Linked DNA regions of Homo sapiens: all the other regions are linked to region 1. A link is a loop called in an ENCODE intact Hi-C map of the cell type or tissue named here. Cell type or tissue: heart left ventricle. All regions are shown on one strand.

Region 1 (8,000 bases):
TATATTAGTCCAATGTGAAGCAGTAAGGGTTATAGTAAAAAAGAGAAACTGATCCTCTCCATTTGAGATGTCTTTTTCGTTCTTGTTTTTAAGACATCAAAGAACAATAAAAGGGAAACCAAAGCAAGCTTTGAGAAGGATGGATGATTTCAGCAATGCGTTCCCCTCGTCCTGCCAGGCTGGGATGCACTGGGGCAAGGCAGGCAGGCTCAGGGCACGTTCTCCAAAGGTTTTCCATGCCATTTCCCCCTGCACACGTATGCAATATGCGTGGTTTGGATTTTATCATGGGAAATCTCAGCATATGGTGACTTGAGCCTTTCTGGAAGGTTTCAGTGGTTTGGCCATGCATGGGGAGTGGAATGGAAGCCTCCATTTCCCCAGACAGCCTATGGTAGCTGAGACCTGCTCAGTCAAGTGACAAAGCATTCCACTTGTATTCTCCCCGGGTGAGAGCAGCAAAATCTGCCCCACAGTTAATTATAAAGAGTGTTTTTCTGACCGTCATGTTTCAGGTAATGGGGACTCACTAAGCTGTTGTAAGCAGAGGAATGTGGGTAAGTCCAGTAGGGCAGTGGCGTGGTGTGGCGCTCCCTTAGCAGGAGGATGAGGAGCGCCTTTCCTGGGTGGCGCTGGGGAGGTGCTAATGGCTGGGTGGGTGAGGCATGGCTCTGAAGCAGATGTGGAGGCCCATTTTCCAGCAGTGATGCTCTGATGCCAGTCACGTGTCCAGTGATTCAGTGAATTCTGAGGCTAACCACTTGGAGTTAATGCTGAACCCACGGGCTTAGGGGCTCAGACACACAAGAATGCTCTCACTCCAGATGCCAGCTCCAAGTCCTGGGGACCACCTGCACTTCTGATCAAGCAGCTGTATATTTGAGGATTCCTACGACCCTCCTCAAGTTTGATAATTTTCGAGAGCAAGCCACAGAACTCAGGAAAGCTTTATGCTTACGATTACTGGTTTATTCAAAAGGACAGGAATGAATGGCCAGATGAGAAGCACATGAGGCAAGGTCTGGGGAGGGGGCAGGAGCTCCGTGCCCTCACTGGGTGCTCCACCTCTGATATGGTCTGGCTGTGTCCCCACCCAAATCTCATCTTGAATTGTAGCTCCCGTAATTCCCACGTGTTGTGGGAGGGACCCAGCTGGAGATAGTTGAGTCACGGGGGCGGTTTTCCCCATACTGTTCTCATGGTAGTGAATAAGTCTCGCGAGACCTGATGGTTTTATAAGGGGAAATCCCTTTCACTTGGCTCTCATCCTCTGTTGCTGCCACCATGTAGACGTGCCTTTTGCCTTCTGTTATGATTATGAGGCCTCCCCAGCCACGTGGAACTGTGAGTCCGTTAAACCTCGTTTTCTTTATAAATTACCCAGTCTCAGGTATGTCTTTATCAGCAGTGTGAAAACAGACTAATTCAATGCCCCTGCGTCTGCCTGCATTCAACAACCCAGAAGCCCCTCAAGCCTCCTTGTTTCGGTATTTTTAGATGGAGTTTCATTGCTGAGACACGGTGGATTCAATCATCGGCCGTTGGTGATTGAGCTCAACCTGTAGTGTTTCTTCCCTTCAGGGAGGATGGGGCTGGGGTGAAAGTTCTAACCCTCTAATCAGGGGCACATGCTTGTTCGTCTGGTGATCAGCCCCCTTCCTGAAGCCCTCCAAGGCCCCCTCACAGTGCGTCACCACATTAGCCTAAACTCATGTATGTTAGAGGGGGTTCTCTGTGAATAACCAAAGTCACTCCTACCATTCAGAAAATTCAAAGCGCTTAAGAGCGCCATGCCAGGAACCAGGGACGAAGACCAAATATATTTCTATTGTGTCACAGGAGGGCCAGGATAAAGGAAACAGAGATTGTCGACTAGATTTCTGACTCAGAGCCCTGGTCTAAGTTTGGCTGGAGGCAGCAAATAAAGTTTAGAGAATACCTGAGCCAGTGATTGGGGGATGAAAACAACCATTTGGAGCTTAAAAAAAAAAAAAAAGCAAAACGCCCATTCTTCCCAATTAAAGAAGTAGTAGCCCCAGAGCTTAGAGTAGACCGAAAGGTGATCGACAGCCCAGGGTGTTTTTGTTTTTGATGTGGGGACAACCATAAGCCAATTACCCTGGAATTAGCATAAAAATAGGCATGGAGGGGAGGCCTCCTGGACCATCTCGTGGAAGCAGAGACTAATGATGGCAGGTGCAGTACCTGGACTCTCCCATCGCTGCAGCCTTTGCTGGGAGTCATCTGGCTCCGGTGAGATGGCGTAGGGTGGGGACACTTGCCGTGGAGAAGGGATACTTGCCAGGGGCGGGGACGCTTGTTGTGGGCAGGGCTATGGCAGAGGCAGGGCTGGCACCGTCCAGAAGACGCCTGCTTGGTCCTCGCTGTGCCTGCAACTCCTTTGTTTCTTTCTGTGACTCGGGATGCTGCTCTCTTGGTTCCCAGTTGTCCCTTCTGCCCACAGAAGTCTTGTTTCCAGTTTAGCAGTCAGCCTACCAGGAGCCGTGCCTTCTGGAGGTAACTGGCTTCTTACATCTTCCCAGCCCTGCGTTCACCCAGGGACTCTGCCAGGTCTGAGGCTCCACTGTCGTCCTTTTCCCGCCTGCAACCAGCCTCACACAGGTTTCCATGGGAATGAGGTGGGAGAAGAGACTGGCATTCCCGAGAACCCGTGACATGCTGCCTGGTCTTTGGGTAGATATTTTCTCTTTACTGCAGAGGGAGGCTTCTTTGCGCTTTCTCTATTGTCATCTTGACATTTGAGGCAAGTCTGGCATAAGTAGGATGGGTGTCTTTAAATCCAATTTACAGATAGGGAAAGTGAGATTCAAAGAGATTCAGTTTCCACCAAGGTCTTTCAACTAATCAAATGATGGAGCCAGGACTCAACATGGATAGCTGACTGCACGTTTCATGCTTTTCCATGATTCCACAGTTGAAACCATCCTGTGAAGAGCTGCGTGCTACCTGCATTTTGTTATGCTCAGTGCAGGTTCAGCTGATGCTGTTGGGTAAATCCATGTCCGCTGGAGATAGAGCGAGTGCCCCGTCATCTGGAAATAAGGGGCGGCTTCACTGCCCTGCATGGTAGGCTGTGCTCTGCTTGTAGGAGAAAGAGATACATCAGATGAGCATGAATTAATATTGAGGCCCAAATTAATTTTGTCCCAGTGGCAACCTTGGGAGCTGAATGAATCCCACTGTCTGCTTCACCCAAGGCCTGGGACCTTTGGAACAGGGGCTCCACCCCACGTCAGGTGCCTTTGTCAACAGATGTCCTGGCTGTGCTGGCTTGGAACAATCACCATGCCTTTGAAAATGATCTGTAAGATAACAAAGTCAAAAGGATAATTCTGTCATATCTTTGGTTACCTATAAGATTTACCTGTTATGGATGCATTCAGATGCTAAGGTGAGGGCGAATTATCTTGAAAAGTGTGGCCAGGTGCAGTGGCTCACACCTAGAATCTCAGCATTTTAGGAGGCCGAGACCAGTGGATCACTTGAGGTCAGGAGTTCAAGACCAGCCTGTGCAACATGGTGAAACCCTGCCTTTACTAAAAATACAAAATTAGCTGGGTGTGGTGGCGCACGCCTGTAGTCTCAGGCTGAGGCAGGAGAATCTCCAGCCTGGGTAACAGAAGAGACTCTGTCTCAAAAAAAAAAAAAAAAAAAAAAAAGTGTCTCCTTTCTTCTAAAATCTAAAAATAAGTCAGAGCATGGGGTCCTGTAGTCCTAAATCCAATCCTTGACTTCTTATTTAAAAATAAGGACATTTCTGATACATTTTACCTGTATCTGTTTGTTATGGAGATGGTGCTGAACACTGGTGGAATGAGTGGGACTCATTAAAGCCCTGTCTTCAAGGTAGTTAAAATCTGGGAGAGATAAAGGATTGTTTTGAATAACAATAGTAACTGGCAGACTGTGAGATGCACTATACTGATGCTCTAATACATTGCTGTGCAAGTCCATGGAGAAAGTGCTCAGACGCCAGGAGCACAAAGAAGCCTTGGCCTAGCAGAGCATCGGAGGGCGCATGGGTGCTGTGCAGTGAGGATCGGGGCGGGGAGTGGGTGCTGGTGAGGAGGGCCCATGAGCCAGAGGCCCAGTGCAGAGCTGCATGGAGCAGGGGATGCCTCTGTGCCTGGCTGAAGTCAAATTCCAAAGGACAAGGTTGAATCTACAAAATCTGTACCTGACCTGGGCAGAGGAGGGAAGACCTGCCGGGCAGCCTGTGCCCAGAGCCACTGCCCTTGCTAGAGCAGCGGCCACAGGGTGGTGTCCTCTGGAATGACCGGGTCTGGCTGGGTCACATGTGGCCGGCATGGGGAGGTGCAGCTGGCCTTGTAGGCGCATCACTAGACGCCCACAGGCAGGCAAGAGTGCCTATCTGGGCTTGTCACCAGACAGTTTGTGGAGCTGCCAGGGATGGGAGGAGGGCTTGGGTTACCCTGGGTCAGATCACAAGGCTTTCCATATTTAGCTGGGAGCATGGGTTTTATTCTGTTGGCTGTGGGATCACTGCTGAGAGGTTCTGGGCAATGAAGCACACAGAAAATAATGATGTTCTGCAGCCTTCCAGCCTTCCTAGAGTGCTGGTTCCACGGCTTCTCCCAGGCCTGGGTCTGTGTCTCCTGTGCCTTCCGATCAGGTCCCAGGTCTCGCCGGCCCAGGGTTCCGTGCTCAGCGGGGATGCTTGGCGGAGACAGAAACTGGCCTTTGTTGGGGCGGCCAGCACTCATCTCCCCTCCGGGCCGGATCTGAGTTCTGCCCGGTTTGAGCCCTGATTAATGAGGGCCGTTAATTAGAGCGCTGTATTCCCAGTGTCATGGACCTGGCTGGGAGCCAAGACCGGAAGGCGCGGATTCATTGTCAGAGCGGATCTGAGAAACTGGGGTGCCCTGAGGGGTGGAGGCAGAAGCCAGGCTGAAAGGATGCCGTCACCCTCCTTGCCACCCTGACCGCTCGCCATCGGCCTGCAGGCTCACGCTTGGTGTTCCCTCCAGCTCTGCATGGCCCCTGACTACAGCCATTTTTCCAGCTTCTTTCCCATGGTGGTGGGGGCAGTGAGTCGAGGTAGGGGTTTCTCTGCATATAGAGGGGGCTTAGGAGCTGAGGGACTAGGAGGAAGGAGGCGTAGGGATAGTGTAAATAGGGGAGGGGAGTATAGGAGGATGGGGGACATAACTGGAGGGGGACCTGGAGAGAAAGGGGACCTGGATGGAGAGAGGAGAACTGTAGGGGAGGGGTGTTCTGGAGGTGGGGAGGTACCTGGAGGGAAAGGGGCCTGGATGGGGGGAGAGGTGTGGAGGGGAGGGAGGTTCTGGAGGTGGGGAGGGACCTGGAGGGAAAGGGGCCTGGATAGAGGGGGAGGTGTGGAGGGGAGGGAGGTTCTGGAGGTGGGGAGGGACCTGGAAGAAAGGGGCCTGGAGGGGAGGGAAGGTGTGGAGGGGAGGGAGGTTCTGGAGGTGGGGAGGGACCTGGAGGGAAAGGGACCTGGAGGGGGAGGGGAGGTGTGGAGGGAAGGAATTTTCTGAAGTTGGGAAGGGACCTGGAGGGAAAAGGGCCTGGAATGAGAGGGGAGGTGTGGAGGGGAGGGAGGTTCTGGAGGTGGGGAGGGACCTGGAGGGAAAGGGGGCCTAGACGGGGAGGGGTACCTGGAGGAAGCACTGACCCCAAGGGAGGAGCGCAGGGTCTGCTGTCATGGCCAGGGAACACCCTGGGTGAGGTCACCTTGGGGCAGTAGCTCTTGAGTCTGACTGTGTGTTGGGCCCTGCAGAGCTCCCAGTCCCCTTGTCCAGGTGACAGTCAGTCCTGAGCCCTTGGGGGCGTCGTGGCAGCACCCAGCAAGGTCATGGGTAACGCTGTCCTGGTGATGCCATGTGCAGCCACACCTGGGAACCCTGCTTGGGACAGACGGGTGCCTCCCAATCCTCCCACATGTGGATCTGGAGGAGGCCCAGGACCCCAGGGTCAGCCCTCCATATTGGCTTTAATGTCACCTGCCTATGTGGTAAGATTGTAATAAACCCAATATACCACCCCATCACCCTTCCCAGAGATTGGAAGTTTCCACCATTACAATATTTTTCCCATTCATCCACTCCGCAAACATCTGCTTATCACGGTTCTCCTGTCATATGGTGTAGGGAGCTCAGAGCCCTCGAGAGGAGGAGTCATATGCCCTGCAGAGGTGGCACTGAGGGAGGAGAAGACAGAGGCGTGGGCAGGTGATGCCTGCATCCAGGACCATCTTGTAGTGGAGGTGTCCATCCAGCATGGGGGTGAAGGACGCTGGGAGGAGAGGGATGGAGAAAAGAACGGCTTCTAGGGGAGGGGGCCAGACCCCAAGCAGCCAAAAGAAGAGACACACAGCCTGGGCTGCAGAGCAGCCTGGACGAACCCACCGGGCAGGGCTGGCAGGACAGGCACAGGTGAGGAGGGGCGGAGGGCACAGAGTGAGCCAGGCAGAGCCTGCTGGAGGCCGGAGAGGGCCACATCCTGGCAAGTGGGGCCTCACCTCATGGACAGCCTGGCATGGGTGGTGGGACTGGTGTGGGACTTGCAGGGGTGAGTCTGGATGCTGGAGCTCCCGGGAGACCTGGCCAGGCAGGTCACGAGGCCAAGGAATCCAATACTCCCACAGCCCAGGGACAGTGTCCTGCGCTCCTCATTTCCCTTTTAGTCCTCACCTGATTCCTGCTAGAGCAGTGCTCACCCCCATGGGGAAACTGAGGCTCAGAGCAAGAGTGGACTTGCATCAGGTCCTGTATGCAGCTAAGCCATCAACCAGGGAACTGTCCTCTGCCTGAGGGTCCAGGAAGAAGCACGGTGCCTCAGCAGCAGCAGAGCCGGACCCCAGGGTTCCAACGAGAAACCTCATCTGGTGAGACCGTGCAGTCTAGGGGTCTGTCTTGGGGAGCAGGGGCTGGTGTCGAGTGGGAGCCTGGCCCAGGGGAGGCCTGGGCCCTGCAGGAGATGGAATGACATTCCCGGAGGAGGGCCTAGGAGGAGCCCAGGAGAGGAGCTGGGCTTGGTCAGCACTTGGACATCGGAGCTTAGGAACCCCCGCAGGGTCTGTGGCCTCCCTGAGGGCGTGGGGCATCCCGTGGGTATCCCAAGGGGCACCGATCACAAGTTGCTCTTTATTAGCACAGGTCACACAGACATGGCAACAGGACCTGGGCGCTCACAGGTTTCTGCTGGTCCTGGTGTCCAGGCTGCATGGGGATCCCTTGTCCTTAATCAGAATGGAGGGAAACAGGGTCGGGGGGAGGAGTTGTGAGGGAAACCAGGTCCCTCCCTGCAGGGAGCTCAGAACGCAGCATGGAGCTGTGAAGCTGAAACACTGGGGAGCTGCATGCAGTGAGGCCGCAATTCAGCAGCAGTGCAGTGGGTCCACCCAGGGGGTAAGCAGGGGTGTGGGGGGGTGCCCATCTGGGATGTGCAGGGCCCGCTGGGACCCATTCTCTTCTCAGGCTGCCTCCACCATGGTGGCTGCAGGCGGGATCCATACGTCCTGTGCTGCCCTGGCCTATTCTTACTGGTAAAGGAGTGGTTTGGAGGAAAAACAAAAACCTTAATTCAACGGAGGGCTTGCTATGGGTGGATTTTTGCTCCCAGATGGGAAGTATTTTAAGTCAATGAGCCCTTCCTGTCCTGCCAACATGTCAGCGAGGAAACACTGCCTCCTCTGCACCACCCTGGCTTTCTTAGAAAAAAAGACCATTTGGAGGAAGGAATTCAAGAAGTTCGTTGAAACCATCACTGATACATCTCCAGCACTGATACATCTCCAGGGCTGCCGTGCGGTGGGTGAGGAAGGACAGTGTGAGATAGGCTGGACACAGTGAAAATGGCAGCTCAAGAACAACGGATCACATCATTTTCTTCCTAGAAGAATCTGGGTTTGGGTTGCAGCTCCACTCAGCAGGAGGCCCGGGAGGAGCTGGGAGCATCCAGTCGCGAGGGGAAGGGGCGGTGTGCACTCAGGAGTC
Region 2 (8,000 bases), 160 kb after region 1:
ATGTATATTGTGGCAGGTGTCAGAATTTCCTTCCTTCAGGCTAAATAATCCTATTGTCATGTACAGATAGCATTCTGTTTATTCTCTCATTTGTTGATGGACACTTTTGTTGATTTCACCTTTGGCTATTGTGAATAATGTTGCCATTAATATGAGTGTACAAATATCTGTTTGTGTCTCTTCTTTCAATTCTTTTGGGTGCATTGCTAAGAGTGGAATTGCTGGATCACATGATTCTATGTTTAATTTTTTGAGAAACCACCATACTGTTTTTCACAGTGGCTGCACAACTTTATAGTCCCAGCAGAAATTCACAAGTGATTCAATTTCTCCATATCTTTGCTGACACTTAAAAAATTGTAACCATCCTAATTAGTGTCAAGTGGTATCTCATTGTAGTTTTAATTTGCATTTCTCTAATAATTAGTGACATGGAGCATCTTTTTATGTGATTATTGGCCATTTATATATCTTCTTTGGAGAAATGTCTATTAAAGTTCTCCTCATTTTTTAAATGGGTTGTGTCTTTTGTTGTTGTTGTTGAGTTGTAAAGTTCTTTATATATTATGGATATTAATCCTAAATCAGATATATGATTTGCACCTAGCTGTCTATTCCATGGGTTGTGTTTTCACTGTGTTCGTAGCATCCTTTGATGTACAGATGGTCATTTTTAGGACTTACATTTCTTTGCTCATCATGTTTGTTTGTTTGTTTTTAATACCAGAGCAAAATTTATGGTTTATAATAGCTATTTCAATGTCTGTGTCTGCTAATTCCACTATATCTGTTATTTCTTGGTCTGTTTTTATTGATTCACTTTCCTCCTGGATCTGCTTAACAGTTATAGCTTCTCTACCTGCCTAGTACTATTCAATTGACTGCCAGATGCTGTGAATGCCACAGTGTTGAGAGTTGGCTTTGGTCTTCTTCCTTTAAAGAATGTTGAAGTTTGGTCTAATAGACGGTTAAGTTCCTTTTAGATGTGGTTGGTCAATTCTAAGGTTGTTTTTTCATCTTTATTATGGTGGGAAGATAGTAGTCCTTACTCTAGATCTAATGTAGACAAACTGGAGGAAATATTTGACATTCTTGTGTCTTCACTGATAATCCTGATGGTCCCGTGAGCATGAGGTCCATGTCCTGGGACTGAATAAAATTCAAATGCCTCCTTTCCCTATGAGCTTGGGGAATCTCTCACCTCACAGCTACCAGGCAGTTGTTTCTGCTTTGTGTCCTGGAATTTCACCCTAGACATGTTCAAATAAGTGTTTGCTCAAAGACTTAACGAGCCCTTGTGAGTATTTCTAGAACTTTCTCTTTCTGCATTGTTCCCACCTTTGTGGACTGTGCCCGGGCATTCACAGCTGCCTCTATCTCCCTGACCATGATCTCTGTGTCCAAAGCAAGACCACTGCCCTCGCTGGGTTCCTCATTCCTGCACCATCGTCTAAAATGTGCCCCCAGGCAGAAGGTCATGGTACCATTATGTATGTGTGTGTTGTGTGTTTTTTACTTTGATTTCTTTCTATGTGCCTCTCTGTGTGTAACTACTTTAAGAAGTGTGATGCCGGGCACAGTGGCTCACGCCTGTAATCCCAGCACTTTGGGAGGCTGAGGCGGGAAGATCACGAGGTCAGGAGATCGAGACCATTCTGGTTAACATGGTGAAACCCCGTCTCTACTAAAAATACAAAAAATTAGCCAGGCGTGGTGGCAGGCGCCTGTAGTCCCAGCTACTCGGGAGGCTGAGGCAGGAGAATGGCATGAACCTGGGAGGCGGAGCTTGCAGTGAGCCGAGATCATGCCACTGCACTCCAGCCTGGGTGACAGAGTGAGACTTCATCTCCAAAAAAAAAAAAACAAAAAAAAAAAGAAGTGGGATGCAGCTAAACATACAAATAATAATATGCATGAAAATATAAGTAGTTAACCTGTGTTGTGTTCACTTTTGCTTCTCATTAATAACCATCCTCCGAGGTAGTGCTACTACTATCACCATTTCACAGATGAGGAGGGCATAGGAGGAATAGGGATTCCGCCAGATAAATGCCAAGCATTGGAATCACCTTCCCTTTGACCTACAGGGCAACAAAACAATCACCTACAGATAATTAGGACGGTAGATTCCCCAGACAACCCCTATCCCACCTCCAGAGACCCAGAGACACACTGCAGAAAGAGCAAGAAAGGTGAAGAAAAAGAAGCAGCACCATAAGGACAAAGAAAAGAAAGGATTTGAAATATTACCCTATCACATGGGTTATGTCTCAAGTTCTAAATATATTCTTTTTTGACAAAAAAGTTTTGCAGCAAAAATATCTTTGAAAACTTTTTATTCCAATCTTCCCATCTTGCAAAGAAGAACACTGAGGCCCACAGGAGGAAGTTTATGTCAGGACAGCTGGTAGCTACAAAATTTGTGAGGATCAGTGCAAAATAAAAATGTGTGGCCCCTTGTTCAAAAATGTGAGGGGCTGGGCACAGTGGTTCACACCTGTAATCTCAGCACTTTGGGAAGTGAAGGCTAGCGGATCACCTGAGGTCAGGAGTTCAAGACCAGCCTGGCCAACATGGTGAAACCCCGTCTCTACTACAAATACAAAAAATTAGCCAGGCATGGTGGTGCACACCTGTAATCCCAGCTACTCAGGAGGCTGAGGCAGGAGAATCACTTGAACCTGGGAGGCAGAGGTTGCAATGAGCTGAGATCACGCCACTGCACTCCAACCTGGGTGACAAGAGTGAAGCTCCGTGTCAAAAAAGAAAAAGAGGATTTCAAGACGGTGACAGCAGAGACTGAAGCCAAGCATAGGACCCTCCTGGCTGGGGCCCAGGTCAGTGACCAGGAGGTGGCTGTGGTGCACGACAAGGGCTATAAGCCTAGTTCTGATCATGGTTAATTGGGGCTGCTTTCCGTCATTGAATAGAATTGTTGACCATCTGCTCCCCTTGTCTCCTTGCAGTTATGCTTTACTTAGAGCTCATATCAGATTTGATAGTTTCGTAGGTTTGCTGCACTCCATCTTCTGTCCTTGCACACAAACTGAAATCAACGACAAAAACATAACCCCCGAGGAGGCGCCCACAGGAACACAGCTTAGGAAGCATGCCGTGGCCCTGCTGAACCCTGGGGAGCAAGAAGGAAGAAGAGGTCGACCTTGTCCCTTGCTCCTCCAAGCAACTCCCAGCTGTGCAGAGCCTCAGCCTGTCTTAGAGAAGCAGCTGGAGGCTGTCTCTCTTTGGGGTACAGCAGTTCCCTAAAGCCCAAGCCTTCCTGACTAGCACAGGCTCCGTGTTCTGGGTGGTCTCAGGAGTCTTCTGCCGGGCTTGGAGAGACTTAACAGAGACAGCACTGAGCCCCAGCTCGAACGACTGCCTGTGGGCTGAGGAAATCCTCAGAAGGCAGGAGCCAGGCTGAGGATACTGATTAGTAGTTCAGACATTCAGGCCTGGGGATGGATGTAGTCACAGCCTCTCAGCTAGCTAGTGTAAAAACCTTCTCTGTAAACAATGTCACCACCGGGAGGAGATTCTCTCCCGGAGAAGGGGATATGCATACATGCACATGTTTGAGCACTGGTACTCACACACTTGCATTTACAAGGACTTGTAGCCCTTGTCGTGCACCACAGCCACCTCCTGGTCACTGACCTGGGCCCCAGCCAGGAGGGTCCTATGCTTGGCTTCAGTCTCTGCTGTCACCATCTTGAAATCCCTCTTTATTTATTTTATTATTATTTTTTTAATGCAAGTGCTCACTCACACACTTGGATTTACATGCACAAGAGTACAGATGCATATGCGCACATCCCAAATTAAAGGCGTCCAGAGATTGAAATGACACTGGCTAGCTGTTCTAGATGCAAAGTGAACACAATCTGTGACGCCCCCTAAAACAAAAACTGACTGTCCATACATTGCCACATTATATAAGAATTCCGCTTGCCATAAGGCTGGTGGAGCCATGTCTTAAAATGCGTGCTGTGCTCTCTTTAAAACTGTCAGAGGATTTGCATGCCTGCAGCAGCACAGTCAGCTTCAGAGCATCGTCATTACCCTCCAGAGAAGCAGGCATCTTTTCTGTTGCAGCGGTGCTGCCGTTTTGGTGGCCAGAATAGTCTTCTCCCACCGCCCCTCCCACCCCCGCCCCTCAGAGCACCCTCTGCACCCTCATAGACCCTTGTTTATGCACAGAACAAGCAGAGCACAGGTGAGGGCTAGAGGCCGCGCGCGGCACGTAGGGGGTTGTTGATGACGCCCGCTACTCCGGTGCATGCTGGGGATTGTAATTCACGCCCGTGACGCCAGGCAGGCGCAGCCCTGGTGCAGTGCATCCTGGGGATTGTAGTTTACGCTTGCTACTAAGGGCGGTCGCAGTGCATGCTGGGGATTTAGTGCGCCCTGGCACCATCTTGCTTGCATTCTGGGTAGAGTCATGGGGTTTGGGGCGGTGTCCTCAGTGCGCAGAGCGGCTTAAATCAGAGGCTGAGCCCGGCGCTTCCATATCACGCTGTACTCTAGCTAAGGACTGGGAAGCAAGTCTATCCAAGGCTCCTTCATGTAACCACGCGGCAGTTGGCAGGCACTAGTCCTAGACAACTGAGTTCTCCCTGAAGAAGAGTTAAAGCAAAATAAAAACTCACAAAAAGGAAAACAACACGAATAAAAAGAACTAGCATGGGACCTAAAGGACGTTGCTGAACAAGGAAAAGAGCCCATCAGGTAGAAGACCCAGAGGAACACCAGGCCTCTGAAAACTATTTCTGAACCTAAAATAAAGATATTTAGAAAACTGTTTAGGATCTTTCTTTAAAAAAATAATAATAATAATTTTAGTTTTAATGATTGACAAATGAAAATGAAATACGTGTATGGTGTGCAAAATGACGTTTTAATATATGTATACATTGTGGAATGAATAAATCAGGCTAATCAATATCCACTACCTCACATACTTTGTGTGTGTACCTTGCGAACATTGAAAATGTAGTCTTAGCAATTTTCAAGTATGCAATACATGTTAATATATTAATAATATAATTAATATAGTTAATGATTAACTATAATCACCGTGTTATACAATAGATCTCCTCAGCTTATTCCTCCTAATGACAATTTTGTATGCTTTGATCAGCCTCTCCCCATGCCTCCCTGCATTTCCCTCTGCCAGGATAACCACCATTCTACTCTCTTCTATGAGTTTGATTTTTTTGGATTCTCTATAAAACTGAGGTCATGCAGGATCTGTCTCTCTGTTTCTGGCTTATTTTACTGAGCTTAATGTCCTCCTAGGTCATCCACATTGTCACAAATGATAGGATTTCCCCATTGTGTTAAGGCTGAATAGTATTCCATTGTGTATATATGCTACCTATTCTTTATCCATTTACCTGTTGATAGGTACTTGGGTGGATTCCATATCTTGGCTGTTGTAAATAATACTGCAGGGAGCATGGGAGTTCGGTCTGTCTTTGACATACTGATTCCATTTCCTTTGTATATAGCCAGAAGGTGAAATGCTGAATCATATGGCAGCTCTACTTAACTTCTTGAGGAGCTTCCATACTGCATTCCATAATGGCTGCACTAATTTACGTATCCATCAACAACGCAAGATTCTCTTTCCCCACATCCTCCCATATCCTTGTTACCTCTTGCCCTTTTGATAACAGGCATCGTAACAACAGGTATGAGGTGATATTTTATTGTGGTTTTAATTTGCATTTCCCTGATGATTAGTAATGTTGAGCATTTTCTCATACACCTGTTGGCCATTTGTAGCCTTATTTTGAGAAATGTCTTTTCAGGTTCTTTGCCCATTTTTTAATCAGGTTTGTTGTTTCCTTAGTATGGAGTTTTTTTGAGTTTCTTGTGTATTTTAAATATTAACTGTTTATCAGAGGTATGGTTCCACAAATATTTTCTTCCATTCTCCAGGCTGTCTCTTCACTCTGTTGTTTCCTTTGCTGTGCAGAAGCTTTTAATTTAATATAAACATATTTGTCTATTTTTGCTTTTGTTGTCTCTGCTTTTGGGATCAAACTCAAAAGATCTTTACCCAGACCAATGCCAGAAAGCTTTTCTCTATTTTTTTTTTCTAGTAGTTTTTCAGTTTTTGGTCTTAGAGTTTAGTCTTTAATCCATTTAGAATTAATTTTTGTCTATAAGGTGAAATCGGAGTCCAGTTTCATTCTTCTGCCTATGGGTGTCTAGTTTTCCTAACATCATTTATTGAAGAGAGTGTCCTTTCCCCAGTGGGGGTTCTGGTCACCTTTGTCAAATATTATTTGACCATAAATGCACAGATTTATTTATGGGCTCTCTATTCTGTTCCATTGGTTGATGTGTCTGTTTTTGTGCCAATATCATATTCTTTTAATTATTACAGCCTTGGAGTAGGTTTTGAGATCAGGTAGCATAATGCTTCCAGCTTTGTTCTTTTTGCTCAGAATGTTTTGGTGATTAGAGGTCTTTTGTGATTCCATGTGAATGCTAGGAATTTTTTTCTAGTTCTATAAAATTGTCATTGAGATTTTGCTAAGGATTGCATGGAACCTACAGATTGCTTTGAGTACTGTAGGCATCTTAACATTATTAATTTTCCCAATCCAAGAACACAAGACATCTTTCCTTCCATCTGTGTCTTTTTTGATTTCTTTCATCAATCTTTTGTAGTGTTCAATGTGCAGGTCTTTTACTGCCCTGGTTAAATTTATTCATAAGTGTTTTATTCTATTTTTATGCTATTATAAATGGGATTGTTTTCTTGATTTCTTTTTTGAATAGTTTGTTATTAGTTTATAGAAGCACTACTGATTTTTGCATGTTTATTTTGTATCATATAGCTTTACTAATTTTGCTTTTGATTTCTTACAGTTTTGTGGTGGAATCTTTTTACTTTTGTTGTTTTCTCTTTTTCAACACTTTGAATAGTCATTGTGGTGAAATGTCTGTGGTTTTCTATTTATAAGATTGTGTCATCTGAAATCAAAGATAATTTAACTACCCAATTTCTGATGTGAATTCCTTTGAATGGAAGTGGTGAGAATGGGCATCCTTGTCTTGTTCTTGATCTTATAGGAAAAGCTTTCAACTTTTCATTGTTCATTGTTGAGTATAATATGTTAGATGTGGGCTTGTCATATATGGCCTTTACTGTGTTGAGGTACATTCCTTCTATATCTAATTTGTTAAGAGTTTTTATCATAAAAGAATGTTGAGCTTTGTCAAATACTTTTTTGTGCATCTGTTGGGATGATCATATTTTTTTGTTCTTCATTCTGTTAATCCAGTGTATCACATTTATTGACTTGCATATGTTGAACCATTCCTGCATCCCACAGATAAATCCCACTTGATTAAGGTGACTGGTCCTTTTAACGTGCTGTTGAGTTCAATTTGCTAGTATTTTTTTTTTTTTGGTAATTTTTGCATTTATGCTCACCAGGGATATTGGCCAGTAATTAATTTTCTTGTATTTTATTTATCTGGCTTTGCTATAAGAGTTATGCTGGTCTTCTAAAATTAGTTTGTAAGCATGTCATTGTCTTAATTTTTTTCAGAGATCGAGAATGCTTGTTATTAGTAACTTAAATCTTTGATAGAATTCATCCATAAACTCATCAGGTACTGAGATTTTCTTTGATGGAGATTTATGATTATTGATTCAGTATCTTTGTGCATGATTGGTCTGTTCAGATTTTTCACTTTTTCATGATTCAGTCTTGGTAGAGAGTATGTGTAAATAAATGTGATACACTGCATGGTGGGAATGTATCCATTTATTCTAGGTTATGCAATTTATTGGTATATAATTATTTATAGTAGTCTCTTATGATTTGTTTATTCTTATGATCTGTATTTCTGTTTATTGCCCTTAAAAAAATTAATTAATGGGGGAGAATTTCATTCTGCATATATTAGTAATAGAAATAATAATGCTTTTTGGTTTGGTTGTGCAGCTATAACAAAACGTCTGAGACTGGGTAATGTAAAAA
Region 3 (8,000 bases), 77 kb before region 1:
TGACACCTGCAAAGATCGTATTTCCAAATAAAGTCAGGTTCACAGGTACTTGGGGGTAGGGCTTTGACATATCCTTTTGGGGAACATTCTCGACCCATCATGGCTGACCCCTGGTTCAAGCAGGTGGGGCGGGGGGCGCTGAGGGAACTACCCGCAGCTGGAAGCAGAGCTGCTCTGTGAACCTGCCCAGGGCCTGTGTACACTCCTGAGTCTTGGGGCAATTCCTTATGCAGTGTCCCGGAGGGGAGGGAGGGACAGCTGGGAGGAAGAGGAGAGGAGGGTGAAACCCAGGAGGGAGCCTGTCTCCAGAGGCTGTGCGTGCGAGGGGCAGAGGCTGAGCTAGGGGAGTCACTGAGGGGCCTAGAGAAGAGGATGATGTAATGGGGTCTGTATTTAAAAATAATTCTGCTGACCCCCGGTTGGCAGGAGACATGGCTGGACCTGAGGCAGGCCCTCCGTTCTACCTTCAGTCCGATGGGGACCTGGGGCCCAGGGCACCTTTTGTCCCCTGACCCTCACAGATGGCCCCAGACATGTGCCCCCCATGCAGGAGAGCAAACGGTGGGGGGTGTCGCCTGGTTACAGTGATAAACTGCCTTTAGAAAGGGGACCTGAGCCTTCACAATGGTTAGCATTCTCCCTGGTAGGGACTCTAGGGGAGGCTGCCGCCTTCACAACCCCCCTATGCTGCATAATGATGGTAATTTTGCCCTTGAGGCTGTGAAGCCCTGACACAAATGAAGCCTTACTACCGGGAAAGGCTTGGCTCTGTGGTGTGCAGGTGCCCGCAGTGGCTGTTAGCAGTGATTTAGGCCGAGTGACAGGAGCAGGCTGGCTGAGCGGGGAGGGGCAGAGGTCCTCAAAAGGCACCCACTGACTTCATCATTTTGTTCTGAGAGGGCCCTGCATATCTCCAATGTCCCCCAAAACAACAAACGGGGGGGTCTGGTTACGTGTGTTCCGCGGATCCTGAAATAACTCATTCCGCGGGATTCATGGGGCACCTGCTTGTGCTAGGAGTAAGTGGCAGGTGGGGGTGGCAGGTGGATGAGCAGCGCCGGTGGGTACCCTGATGGCTGACACAGGCGGCCTCATGTTCCTGAAAGGCTCCGCAGAGGAGCGGAGGCCTGGCCTTCCTCGCGAGGGGTGGACCGGGACGGGTGGCCAGGCATCAGGAGCAGCAGAGGAGCCGTTCCCTGACACGCAGTGACTTGATCCATCCAGGACGCATCTGGGGCGCATCTCTGTGGCAGGATGGCTCTCTGCAGGGGGCAGTGGGCAGGGCTTCTGCAGAAACCCTGAGGAAGGCTTCCCCGGTGACTGGGAGCAGGAAGGGTGTCTGTGTGTGCTCTGGGGCTGGCCTCTGCTATTGACACTTGCTGTGAAGCGGGGCTCCCGCAGTGTCAGTGCAGCTGGACCTGGCCTTCCAGAGCAAGAGTGCAGGCTGTCAGAGCCCGGGAGCTGCGCAGGATGGGCACCTCAGGTGTTCCAGGAAGGGCAGCCACACGGGGGTGGGAAAGGCCGGGCTGGGCCAGGAGGACCCTGCCCCAAGACGCCCCTCCTGTGCTGCGCAGTCTTGGTGGCTGCAGATTCCCACTTACCTGTGATTTGGGGTGACTTCCTCACCTGTGAAGGAGGGGCTGCTGAGAGCACCGGCCTCTCCAGCCCTGTCGGCGAGGTCCCTGCCTCACGCTTCCACTTAGGAGGCTCTGGCCCAGAAATGTTATAGAGGGGAATGACACTGACATCCAATACATGATGATTGATGCATGGACCCTGCTGCCTGCCCCAGCTGCTGGAGGGAGGGAAGCTGCAGGAAGGAGCTGGGGCTGTCCAGGGTCAGGGCAGCTGCACCATAGCAGGACCAGGGGCCTCTCACGGCGGCTGGACCATGGCCGGGGCTGCCCTAGGCAAGCAGGTAGACCAGGGATCAGCATGAGGACTGGACCCTCACAACAGGGACGGACTCTTCCATTCATTCCAGAGCTGCTGACCCCTGTGGCTCTGCAGGGCCCAGGTGTGACCGCAGCTCCTGAGGTGAGCACGACCCAGGCTCTGGCAGAGCTCCATGGCACTGGGAGGCAGAGTCGCATGTGGGCATCTGTGTCAGGTTCTCTGTGGCCTGCTTGCCTGGGGAAGCTCTGAATCACGTCTGTTGTTCCAGAACAATCACTAATCACAACCAGCCTGCCCTTCCGTCCACTCCCAAAAGCATCCCAGGCAACTGAAATGAGGGGACGGGAGCCTGGCAGTGTCCACCCGGCCTGACCCTGCAGGGCCCCACAGCCAAGGGGCCTGGGCAGTTTCCAGCAGGGAAGCAAAAAGAAAAAAAGAAGGAGGGGGAGGGGGGAAGGGCAGGAAGGAAGGGGGAGCCTTCAGGAAAGACCCTCAGTGTGGAGGAGGACTCTGAGCGGCCAATGGGCTTGCAGTTTCCCTTAGGTGGTGGAGGGGGTCTAGGGGAGGCCAGGCCTGCACCTGTCTCCAGGCTCAGCAACTCCCATGCTGTGGAGGGGGCAGGCAGATGGTAGTTGCACAGGTGCAGAGACACCAGACCACTGACCTTTACTGACCTCCTCCACCCTGGGTGGGACAGCTTTGGGGAGTGAAAGGGCGGTGCCTGCCTTGACCAGGCCAGGAAGCCCCTGCTTGAAAGGGCTGAGCCTTGGAGGCTTCCCTGCAGTTCTCTCTCCGTCCCCTCCCTTCCTGACTTCCCTTCCCCCACAGGCCCTCCCCTAGTCCTACTCTCCCACCTCCCTCCCTGGGTCCCCTTCCCCGCAGTCCATCCCTACAGTCCTCCCTCTCCTGCTCTCCCTCCCTGGCTTCCCTTCCCCCCATGCCCTCACCAAGTCCTCCCTCCCTCCCCTCCCTCCCTGGCTTCCTTCCCCCACCCAGGCCCTCTCAACAGTCCTCCCTCCCTCCCTGGCTCCCCATCACCCCCAGGCCCTCCCCTCTCCCTCCTCTCTCCTTGGCCTTGCTCAGCTCCTGGTGAGGCTGGGCGCCTGGCTGCTAGTCTTCTGTGAACAGCTGGTGTCTCCCCAGCTGCCCCTGCAGTCCGTCTCTTTTCCATTCTCCCTGCCTCTTAGGATTCCTGTCAGCCTGAGCCCAGGACCACAGTGGGGAGAGAGAGAGGGGATGGGAGAGGGAGGTGGGGGACGGGGGGAGATAAAGTGTGCCGCAGGGGAGGAGACACATGGACTTGTGCTGGGCTCACAGCTTCCTAAGCAAAAAACAGCAAAGACCACTCCCAGCCTCCTCCAACCACAGGGCGGCTGTGCTGGTGGGAAAGGTGGTGTGTGTGTCTATGTGTGTGCATGTGGGGTACATGCTTGTGGCGTGCACTCATGTGGCATGCACTCATGGCATGTGTGATACGGTGTGTGTAGTGTGTGGTGTCTGTGGTCTGTGTATGGTTTGTGTGTGTGTGTGATGTGCTGTGGTATGTATGGTATATGTGTGTATGTTTGTGTGTGATTTGCTATGGTGTGGTGTGTATCGTTTGTGCGTGTGGTTTGCTCCTTTGTGGTGTATATGGTTTGTGTTTGTGCGTGTGGTGTGCTCTGCTGTAGTGTGTATGGTTTTTGTGTGTGTGTGTGTGCTGTGCTGTGGTGTGTATAGTTTGTGTTTGTGTGTGTGCTGTGCTGTGGTGTGTATGGTTTGTGTTTGTGTGTGTGTGCTGTGCTATGGTGTGTATGGTTTGTGTGTGTGTGTTGTGCTATGGCGTGTATGGTCTGCGTGTGTCTGTGTGCTGTGCTGTGGTATGTATGGTTTGTGTTTGTGTGTGTGCTGTGCTGTGGTGTGCATAGTTTGTGTTTGTGTGTGTGCTGTGGTGTGTATAGTTTGTGTTTGTGTGTGTGCTGTGCTGTGGTGTGCATAGTTTGTGTTTGTGTGTGTGCCGTGCTATGGTGTGTATGGTTTGTGTGTGTGTTCTGTGCCATGGTGTGTATGGTTTGTGTGTGTGTGTGTGCTGTGCTGTGGTGTGTATGGTTTGTGTGTGTGCTGTGCTCTGGTGGGTATGGTTTGTGTGTGTGTGTGCTGTGCTGTGGTGTGTATGGTTTGTGTGTGTGCTGTGCTGTGGTGTGTATGATGTGTGTGTGTGTATGTATATGTGGCATGCTGTGGTGTGTGTGTGTCCCCAGCTGCACAGGGTTGTCACACAGAGCCCAAGTGCCCTGGTCCCTGTGTTCTTTGTAATCACAGCCATGGCATCTGAGTGTGGCTGGGAGGGAGGCCACCTGCCAGCCCCGGGGGCTGGCAGAGACATTTGCTGGCATCTGTGTCCTTTGGTCTAAGGCTGGCCAGGGGTGGCCCTGCAGGGAGGGAGCTGGACGAAAGACAGGCTCTCACTCTCCCTTCTCTACTTCCTTCTGATGTGCCTCATTGTCCGCCCACACCCTCAGGCCCCAGCAGTCAAAGACGGGGTCCAGGGACAGACCCTCTCTGCAAAGCAGGAGCAATGATTCTGGGTGTGTCTGCCTCACAGGGCTGTGATATGCAAATGTACTTTTTGCATATATTTCCCTTGGCAAATGCGCACTGAGGGCCACTGGGGGCTGGAGATACAGAGATGGGCAAGACAAGGTCTCTGCCGCCAGAGGGTGAGAGTTAATGTGGGAAGGGGCAGACAGCCAGACAGTGGCAACACCCATGAAAAATGAGGCCAGAGGGCACAGGGTCAGCTGACGCACCCCCACCAGCAGAGGAGATGGCAGCAGACGGGAGATGCTGGCCCAATCGTGTGTGTGGAAAGAGGGAGAAGGCTGGGCCGGAAGAGAACAACACCCACGCCTGGACGGATCCGCGGCACCTTCATGAGGCTCATGGGGACAGGGACAGTCAGGCCTGCTGTCCACATGGCTGGGAGCCACCCACACAGCCCTCGCCTGGCTCTGCCTCCAGGTGACGCTGGCTATTCCTGGGAAAGGCCACCCTGCCTCCCTGGGCTGCTGCACCTGCCTCATGGACATAAAGGGCTCCACCTGCCTGACTCACTTCCAATGTGGTATGACCTTAAATAACAGGAGAAGGAGGAGGAGAGCTTTGAAAACTGAGCCTGGTGCTTGTGTCTGTTCCCACCACCAGGCAGCTGGTGTTGTTGGCTCAAAACCTGGGCCAAGCCTAGAGCCCTGCGTGACCCTGTGCCCATCACTGTCCCTGAGCTGGAGTCCTGGCTGGTCTCTGCCTGCATTGGTCACCTGTGGGAACCCAGCAAACATCCCTTCTGGCAGCAGCAGGTTCCTGCAGCTTTATCTTGGCTCAGCAGGCCAGCCCAGGCTGCCCCCCGCGCCTTTCTCTCAGCAGCTCTGTGGTGAAGCTGCCAACTTGGATGATGTCCAGGGGCTAGGCGTCCCTTGAAGAGGCCTCCCCAGCAAGCCTCAGCCTGCAGGCATCTGTGAGGGAAAAAGGGCTCAGGTAACAGAAGCCCCCTGTGTCCTTCAGAAATGGCAGCGAGCAGGGGCGTATGGGAAGGATTACGCAGTGAGGAAGGGGGAACAGACGGGGCTTTCTCCAAGAGGGGCAAAGACAGCTGTTGAAAAATTCAGAGGCTCCTGTTCAGGGCTGGAGGAAGAAAACCTAACCACGTCCCCATCACAGTGCTTCCGATGCCTCCTCCTCCTGATTCGATGCTATTTTACCTTCCCTAGTGGGCAAGAGGTGATTATAAGGGAGCCAACGTAGTGGCTGGCATTTCAGCGAGGATCCCAAGGCAACAGCACCAGAATCACAAGTCAGGACGGATCCCAGATCCCAGCAGCGCCGAGCCCATGCAGATGGAGCAGCCTTGCTAGGAACGAGTCGTTTCCAGCTAACACGCTTCCCGTTTTGGAGACAGTTCTGGGTGTAGAAGTTGAGAGAAAACCTCCCAGGGAAGGATCCTGTCAGAGAGGAGGGCCGTGGCCACCCCAGGCTGGGTCTTGCCATCTTGTCCTTTCCCTGGGGATTCTCTTGCTTTGAATTTTGCTGCCACCATCTAGAGAGGAAAAGGAGAGAAAAAAGAAAGGCAATAAGAAATGAATTTTAAAAAGGGTTGGCCTCTGGAGGTTTTTATTTTTGACTTGTACTCAAAGTGAGGATGATGGATCAAATCTTTCAAAACCTGGGCGAGTTCCTCTCCTGAGCTGTGCTGGTGCCTTATTTCTGGTGCTGGTCGTGGTAGGATCCACAGTCATCACATGGAGTGCATTCTAGTGGACAGGGACCAGCAACATTGTGTGTGTACGCACATGTGTGTGTGGGGGACAGACAGACACAGAGGCAGAGACAGGTAGAGAGAATGTCCCAGCCATGCAGCGTCCACCTCAGCGCACGGCAGGAGAGTGCATGCCTGCAGCGAGGCAGCACAGACATGGACAGGCATAGGCACGCTCGGGACCAGCTGGCTTCATCTCTGTCATGCGTCTGATAGGTGTGACTTGCATGATGCCAAGTGTGGGTCCAACGTAGAGACATCCATACCACAGCCTCTACACAAAAGGCAGCTACTCCATTTGATGTCTGCTCAACGATTCCAGGAAACATTGGCTGCACTGTTGACTGCGGTGGTCTGAGGTTGATATGGTTTGGCTCTGTGTCCCCACACAAATCTCACCTTGGATTGTAATAATCCCCTCGTGTCAGAGTGGGACCAGGTGGAGGTAATTCAATCATGGTGATGGTTCCCCCATGCTGTTTTCGTGATAGTGAGTGAGTTCTCACGAGATCTGATGGTTTTATAAGCGTCTGGCATTTTCCCTGCTGGCTCTTATCCTCTCTCCTGCTGTCCTGTGAAGAGGTGCCTTCCTCCATGATTATAAGTTTCCTGAGGTCTCCCAGCCATGTGGAACTGTGAGTCAATTAAACCTCTTTTCTTTACAAATTACCATTCTGTGGTATTTCTTCATAGCAGTGTAGAAACACACTAACATAGAGACGTTTTCATCTGGAAGCAGAACCAGACCGGGTTTGACTGGCTGCTGAGCTCAGCCTCTGTCTCAGGTGGGGCTCTGCTGTCCCCCAGGCCCTGCATGTACTGGACTCCCAGAGCCTGCTGTAGGTGGAAGGAATGCGGGAATTAACTGCCCTGCTGCTTTTCCCTGGCATCCTAGAGCTCAGTCTGGAAAGGTTAGAGACAGAGAGGCAGAGGATGGTCTTGGCATATTTGGGGGTTTAAAATGCAATATTTTATTTGTAGCCAAGATAAGACCTTGACAGCTATTGAGGTCCAAGAGGCTTGATTTGGGCTTCACTCCTCACACTCTGCCTTGCCTGGCCTCTTCCCTCACGCCTCTTTTTGCTCCCTGCAGGACTCTTCTGCCCTAACTTCCCCATGTCTTTGCTCTGGTCAAGGAGAGCATTTGCCTTGCCACTATTACATCTGCATGGAAGGTAAAGGCATGATGTGTCTCCTTGTAGCAGGATTGGGCCTGGATTCTCACTGTGGAATGGAAAATCTTGCCCCCTGGTGGAAGCTTTCAACCAGGTAAGCCACTATATTTGACATTGAGGATAGGGTACATCCTGAAACCCTGATGCAGAGTCTGTGGGTGAAGACCCAGTGGTCTACTTGGAAGGGCCTCTGGAAGTTTCCTGAAGAGGCGGTGGCTCTGTGCACGTTTCTCTGTGTGTCTGTGAGCATGCGGAGAGGCTCTATGCAAACGAGTGCTTGCTTTGCACTCCCCTGTATGTACACGCGCACACTGAGCTCGCACGCTGCACCTGCGGCAACTTGGAGCACTCCATTTCCCATAGAGACTCTTGCCCTGAGTGTGGAAGTGTTGGTGGCCTTACCGGGTCTCTGAAGTTTCCTAAACTAACTAGGATATTCCACTGCATTTTAAGCAAAGACTAAGGGGGCAGACTAAGTGAAGACTAAGGGGGCCCCCTCCCTGCTCTAGGATCTGAGGCCACATCTTCATTCATCTGAGGATGCATCTATATAGAGTGATTTTTTCCCCTTGGAACATAGCCCTTAAGGAGGGAATGACTCTTGGCATGCTCTCCTTAGCCTGTGATTTTAGGCAGGG

The links. Hi-C counts contacts between places; a loop is a spot of excess contacts. Peaks named below come from ENCODE experiments on the same cell type or tissue, not always from the same donor. Only the 100,000 strongest peaks of a DNase experiment are listed, where the experiment ranks them.
Region 2: it touches region 1 in a loop (4-fold over the local background); 4 of 110 quality-filtered maps call a loop at or near these places.
Region 3: a loop joins it to region 1, with 3 times the contacts of the local background. A loop is called at or near these places in 7 of 110 quality-filtered maps.

Annotation. Positions count from the first base shown.
Region 1 is chr2:2,766,512-2,774,511 of GRCh38, reverse strand. The region is part of intron 2 of LOC105373390 (a long non-coding RNA gene); the gene reads left to right. Among named protein-coding and RNA genes, the nearest start is that of LINC01250, 360 kb to the left of the region's middle. RefSeq lists an enhancer at 2,298-2,815. In heart left ventricle, a CTCF peak has its summit at 4,285; a DNase peak (open chromatin) is centred at 4,371; H3K27ac peaks cover 1,295 bases.
Region 2 is chr2:2,609,901-2,617,900 of GRCh38, reverse strand. No RefSeq gene overlaps it. Among named protein-coding and RNA genes, the nearest start is that of MYT1L, 280 kb to the right of the region's middle. In heart left ventricle, no CTCF peak of the experiment used is centred here; a DNase peak (open chromatin) is centred at 4,350; H3K4me3 peaks cover 1,233 bases; H3K27ac peaks cover 594 bases.
Region 3 is chr2:2,843,789-2,851,788 of GRCh38, reverse strand. No RefSeq gene overlaps it. Among named protein-coding and RNA genes, the nearest start is that of LINC01250, 280 kb to the left of the region's middle. RefSeq lists an enhancer at 155-1,062. In heart left ventricle, a CTCF peak has its summit at 4,928 (motif pointing right); a DNase peak (open chromatin) is centred at 5,298; H3K27ac peaks cover 673 bases.